2 separate regions of the Homo sapiens genome follow, and region 1 is linked to region 2. Evidence: read pairs that join two places in POLR2A ChIA-PET (ENCODE). Cell type or tissue: CD4-positive, alpha-beta T cell. All regions are shown on one strand. Links, peaks and the distances in the headings refer to the core of each region. The heading gives the core; the rest is flanking DNA. Region 1 overlaps SYNE1 (spectrin repeat containing nuclear envelope protein 1). Region 2 overlaps SYNE1 (spectrin repeat containing nuclear envelope protein 1).

Region 1 (2,926 bases), core at 139-2,638, 66 kb after region 2:
GGCCCTCCCACAACACTGTACTGCCCTCGGCCACACTACCTGCCACCTTCTCTTGTAAGCATTTGCCTGTCCTCACACACACTGTAAGCTCCCTAAGGGCTGTCTGGGTCACTGCTTTTCGTCTTCATCCTGAGCACATTGTGGAGTGTTTGGCAAATAACAGGCAGGCCTATATGTTCATAATAAATCATGCTTGTAAATGCACTTATATAAATTCTATTATTTTATATACATGTAAAGTAATACTATTACTGTCCATAAGGAAAAGCAGGAATGCCTTTAAATGGTGTAAACATTTTACATTAGATACTCTATTATAAATACAGAAGGCTCCCAAAAGAGCTAGAATAAAATAAATTTATTACAAATAATTTTTTTCTGGCAGTCTCACTCTGTGTGTGTGTGTGTGTGTGTGTGTGTGTGTGTGTGTGTGTGCGCGCGCACGTGGCTCATGCCTACAGATATGAATGACAACTCCTGGTTTCTTAAAAGGATTTGAAAATATGTCACCTTTTATAGATGAATAATTTCTATTTATTTGAGGTACATACATAAATTGAATTAAAATAAATCACTCAGTACTATAAATAACTACTAAAGTCAATACTTGATGTAGTGAGGAGTCACTGTTACAAATACGTTTCTCATTGCTTATGTGCCTAAGTTATAAGACTTATGAGTAGATTCCTAAGGAAATAAATTTGGACAACTGTAGCTACTATTTGATCAGTATTTTCTAGTTTAAAAAGCACTTTCACGATTCATGTCACATTTCATTTTCACAATGCTGTGAATTAAGTAGTATTGCTTCTCACTTACAAATGAGGGTATCAAGGGACTTCCCAGGTGCACTCAGCTTAGAGGAGAAAGAGCTGCAACTCAGTGTGAGCTTTTAACTTGAAGGCCAATGATTTTCCCATTACACTCTTGCTCCCTCTTTTCAAATGTATTCCTCCCTCAACTCTTCTGCAGAGTCTAAGCCTTGGCTTGCTTCTAAGGGGAATCAAGAAGCCTACAGCAAAATCTAGGAATGCCTCGGTATTTCTACCTTCAAGTAAGCTAAACTGTTATTACATTTTAGCTAATAGCTACTGTCAGAGACAGAATACACTGTGAGTGGGACCAGGTAGTTATATAACGGAGATCTACTTGCAGGAACAGCAGGCACAAAACCTTTTTTTTTTTTAACAACTGTGATTTTATAAAGCAGTTCTATTTGGCTGCTCCCTGAAACAGCTGTACACATTCTGTGCACAAAACTCAGGGTTTTTAATCTGAAAACTGAAACTTAAGGGGATCCTACATGTCCTCCTCAGTTTCAAGAGACAATTTTATAAATCCAGTGCATCACCGGTCATGGTGTCATATTTTTTCATTGTCTTCTAACTGACATTACTATACAAAAATAACATGTGGCCGTAATGATGGGGTTGATTTGTTTGATGAACACCAAGCATAATACATTTCCTTTTTAACAGCTCCCTCAGAGTAAAGCTGTGTGTCTTAATCTAAGTAAAGGCATTTTCCCCTACTTTGCAGCATCACATGTAAGTATTTTAGATTAACAATGCAATTTAATTGATGTTTTCCTGTGACTAGGGGAGAGGGGAAGAATTAAAACAAAGCCTAATCTCACTGAGTTTTAGGACCTGATGAAGCTTTGTGGTTAATGTCAAGAAATAATAATAGAAATATTTGCATGTTTCATCATTTTTAGGGCACTTTCATGTATCCTTTGACACTTTACAAGAAGTAGCATGGAGATTTACAGTTTTAGAAAAGGTATATTTTTTCCACAAAGTCTCAAATAAGTATTTATTATTCAGTTTGAAAAATTTGAGAACCTAAACCATATTAAATAGAACAATTTTTTCTATATAATAATCAGCCGACTATAGCTTAATTTCTGTAATAACATCTGTAACCATAGGGAAGGACAAATCATCAAAGAATGAGTAATACATATTTTAAAATGAGAATTTGAAAAACACTTTCCCAAATTCCCCACGGCTCCCTGAACTTCTCCTTTTATGTTGCTGTTTTTAGTTTCCTCTGATCACATTGTTATTATCTGTCCCATGTCTGCCTTTCTCTCTAGACTGTCAGGGCCTTGCAGGTAGGGCCATGCTGACTCCTTCTCAGCTGCATCCTCAGGAACCAACACAAGGTTTCACGCTGAGCAGGTGTCAGAATGTACTTGACAAATGGATGAGTTGATAATTTCCCTAGAGCTATCCTGATTTTTACCAAGAGAACAGTGTAAGTGTATTAACTAAAGGTTTCATCACCTTGATGTTCCTTTTTTTTTTTAATGAGGGGGGATTCTCTTTATCACAGAAATCCTATGACAGTCTGAATGCTTCTGCTTTAAAATAAAAGTAATATAATTGAATTATAATACAGGTTATAAAACATTTGCTCTGTTTAATGCTTCTCCCTTAATAATACATATCAACTTCTTTGAAAAAATGTAATTTCATAGAATAGTTTACATTTTTTAGTTGTCTTCACTAAAAAATAAAGTATTACTTAACATGCATTAAAAGTCTTTGGTTACTATAAAGGCATATTTTTGATTTCTATCTAACATTTGACATAAAAGCTTTTTGACATTTAATTTAGTATTATCTACATTTAATACATGGTAAAAGGCTTCTTATAACTAAATGGTTATTTTATTTTCCCCATTTTATAGAAAATAAAATTTAAGATTATTGAAAGATAAGTTAAACACTCAAATCTAGTAGGCATTCTAGTATAAATATGGCAGACATTCCTTACATTGGTACACAAGTTGCAAATAAAGAAGAAGTCTGACATAATAAATGGAAGTTTCCTGTCTTCAAAATCTGAGCTGGTAAATGCCAGCACTATTTTCAATGCATGTTATAAAGCCATCGAATCACGTTATTTTACAATGGTGACA
Region 2 (2,926 bases), core at 157-2,656:
TTTATATGAACATAAACACAGATATACGTGTGTATGTGTGTGTGTGTGTGTGTATATATATATTTAGGTAGAAGATTTAGAACTAGATAAATTATATAACCTCACTATAAAATATTTATAAATTTATTTTTATAATTTCTGTAATTCTTTAATAACACAAAATTATTCAAAATCATTCCTAGTACTGGATATTTCTTCTTATTTCTATAACTGATAATGCATTTTTCTTGCTATTGAATTCCTATCTGGTCACTGTGTAGGAAACATACATTCCAAGACTTGATTACCATAATTTGAGTTTTTTAGTTCTTTCAAATAAAATGGTCTGAAAATATGAAAAGTTAAAAACAAAAAATTTTAATTACCTTATATTTCTGAAGGTATTCATGAATTGCCTTGTAACCTATGGAATTTTTAATATTATCTTCATCCTTCTGAATAACATTTTCCATTAGAGAAATCCAACTCATGACTTCAGAAATGGCATGGCGGGAAGGCAGTTTATCCATCTGGAGCTGTCCAAGTCAGGGAGAGAACCAGTCCCAAGTGTTAAAATGGAAACCCCAACTTCTGCTAACTTAAAAACCCTACAATAATTCTTAAAAATGTACCAAGAGAGATAACACTCCTTAATGACATTTGGAGATCTTACCCTTTCTGAAAGCTTGAAGTTAAACATCAGGCAAATGTTGAGGAATAATAGTCATTTTATGTTCACTTGATATCCAATACTGTAAACACTGTATAAACATTAACTAATTAATCAAAGCACCAGAAAGAAGAGAATATTATTCTTATTTTATAACTAGTTTTATGAGTCTAAAAAAACTTAACCAGAAAACATTCAACAGATGTATTTTATTAATTATCTTGTAAAATCTCTGCATATTATGACTCAGGAATGTTAAAAGAAGAAAGAAAAATACCACACTACAAGCTATCATTTTCTAGAGTTTTTGGCACTCTAATCTTTATTCCTAAGAACATAGCCAATTTCCTCAGCCCTTAGCTGATATACACTACTTACAATTCGAAATCTTACTTAACATATCACACATTTATGCATATGTGTATTACGATGATTTGGAGGAACAAAAGCAATCATTTAAAATCTTTGTATATCAACTTCTGTGTGGTGCTGAAAGATATAGCAATGAACGTGGGTTGGTTCCTGCCCTCTGGGGGCGCACAGCTGTTGCTTAGGAGAGATTAGGCATGTACACAAAACACAGCTATCCTGCCTGAAACACAGTGATGAGTGTCAAAGAGAGATAAAGATAAAATGTTCTGGGATTTCAGGGGAGGTGGGTGTATTTTCAGATAAGAGGATTATTTACATCTACTGAATGCCAGTTGCTCTCCTATACATAAGATATTTTTAACATATATTACGTTCTAAATCTTCATAACCACTCACTTTATGAGAAAAGTGTATGTAACTGTCCACATTTTATCTGAGACAAAACAGAGTTTAAACAAAGCCAGACAAACATTCCAATACACATACCCACACCCACATACACACATTAAAGAAACCCTCAGAGGAAATGCCTTTGGGGCAGGGCTTTGTAGCGTAGTTCACTCTTTTTTTTTTTTCTGGAGACAGTCTCACTGTCACCCAGGCTGGAGTGCAGTGGCGCGATCTCGGCTCACTCCATCTGCCTCCCCAGTTCAAACAATTCTGCTGCCTCAGCCTCCCGAGTAGCTGGGACTACAGGCGCACACCGCCACGCCAGGCTAATTTTTTGTATTTTAGTAGAGACGGGGTTTCACCGTGTTGCCCAGGCTGGTCTTGAACTCCTGAGCTCAGGCAATCCACCCTCCTCAGCCTCCCTAAGTGCTAGGATTACAGGTGCGAGCCACCGCGCCCGGCCAGAGTTCACTCTTAATATTAATACAACGGGAGAGAGAAGAGGCCAGGTGTCTGGGACAAAGCTGATATAAATTTGTGAGCAAAAGCAAATTAATGTATTTCTCCATGTCAAATAGCTTAAGTCAGCTATTTCCCACGAAAGCAATCCTTTCTGTACCTGGTGGAGCTTCTCCTGGACGGCTGGGATATTGGTTAGCAGGTCAGTCCACTGGCTATCAATGCGCGACAGCTCAGAGCGCAGCGTGGCTGTGTCCACCTTTTTTAGTCGAAGGAGCTGATTTCCAGTACTCAGAACAGATGATTTCAGGGAAGATTGGGCATCCACTTCTTTAGAAAACTCCTGAAACAAGTAGCGATGTTCAAATTAGGGTTAAATAGCTAGACCATTCATTAAAAGGAAAGCGACCAATTTAGTGCATGAAACAATTTCCTTTACATCCTGGAGGGGGTTATGCTGAACACTCAAAAGAAAATGAAAGCAGTACACCCTTGCCCTCGAATGAAAGGAAACTACGAAGCCCCGACTTGAGAACTACTTGTAAGAGGCAGTGTTGAGTCACTGAGCCCTATTACTTTGCATAATTATGGAACACACATAGTCAACATTAATATATTCTCTATAGCTTAGTTTATTAAGTATATCCACTGATGGTTGACTTCCTTTCTTTTCTTTTCTTTTTTTCTTTTTAGATGGAGTCGCTCGCTCTGTTGCCCAGGCTGGAGTGCAGTGGCACAATCTCAGCTCGCTGCAATCTCTGCCTTCCGGGTTCAAGCGATTCTCCTGCCTCAGCCTCCTGAGTAGCTGGGATTATAGGCATGCACTACCACGCCCGGCTAATATTTGTATTTTTAGTAGAGACAGGGTTTCACCATGTTGGTCAGGCTGGTCCCGAACTCCTGACCTCGTGATCTGACTGCTTGGCCTCCCAAAGTGTGGGATTACAGGTGTGAGCCACCGCACCCGGCCTGACTTCTTTTCTACTGGTGTATGGGTCAGGCCTAACTTATAGGCCTGAATCAAATGCTTTAGATTCTTAGACTTACCAGGAAAGC

Evidence for each region. Peaks named below come from ENCODE experiments on the same cell type or tissue, not always from the same donor. Only the 100,000 strongest peaks of a DNase experiment are listed, where the experiment ranks them.
Region 1: POLR2A ChIA-PET joins it to region 2 with 5 read pairs; 4 of 35 experiments call an interaction of 5 or more read pairs at or near these places.

The regions. Positions count from the first base shown.
Region 1 is chr6:152,297,389-152,300,314 of GRCh38, forward strand. All of the region lies in intron 93 of SYNE1 (spectrin repeat containing nuclear envelope protein 1), which reads right to left. Among named protein-coding and RNA genes, the nearest start is that of SYNE1-AS1, 82 kb to the right of the region's middle. In CD4-positive, alpha-beta T cell, for the core only: no CTCF peak of the experiment used is centred there; no DNase peak of the experiment used is centred there.
Region 2 is chr6:152,231,751-152,234,676 of GRCh38, forward strand. It overlaps SYNE1 (spectrin repeat containing nuclear envelope protein 1), which reads right to left. Exons shown (of 146, transcript NM_182961.4): 111 at 2,918-2,926; 112 at 2,031-2,213; 113 at 366-515. Among named protein-coding and RNA genes, the nearest start is that of SYNE1-AS1, 150 kb to the right of the region's middle. In CD4-positive, alpha-beta T cell, for the core only: no CTCF peak of the experiment used is centred there; DNase peaks (open chromatin) are centred at 1,561 and 2,371; H3K4me3 peaks cover 659 bases.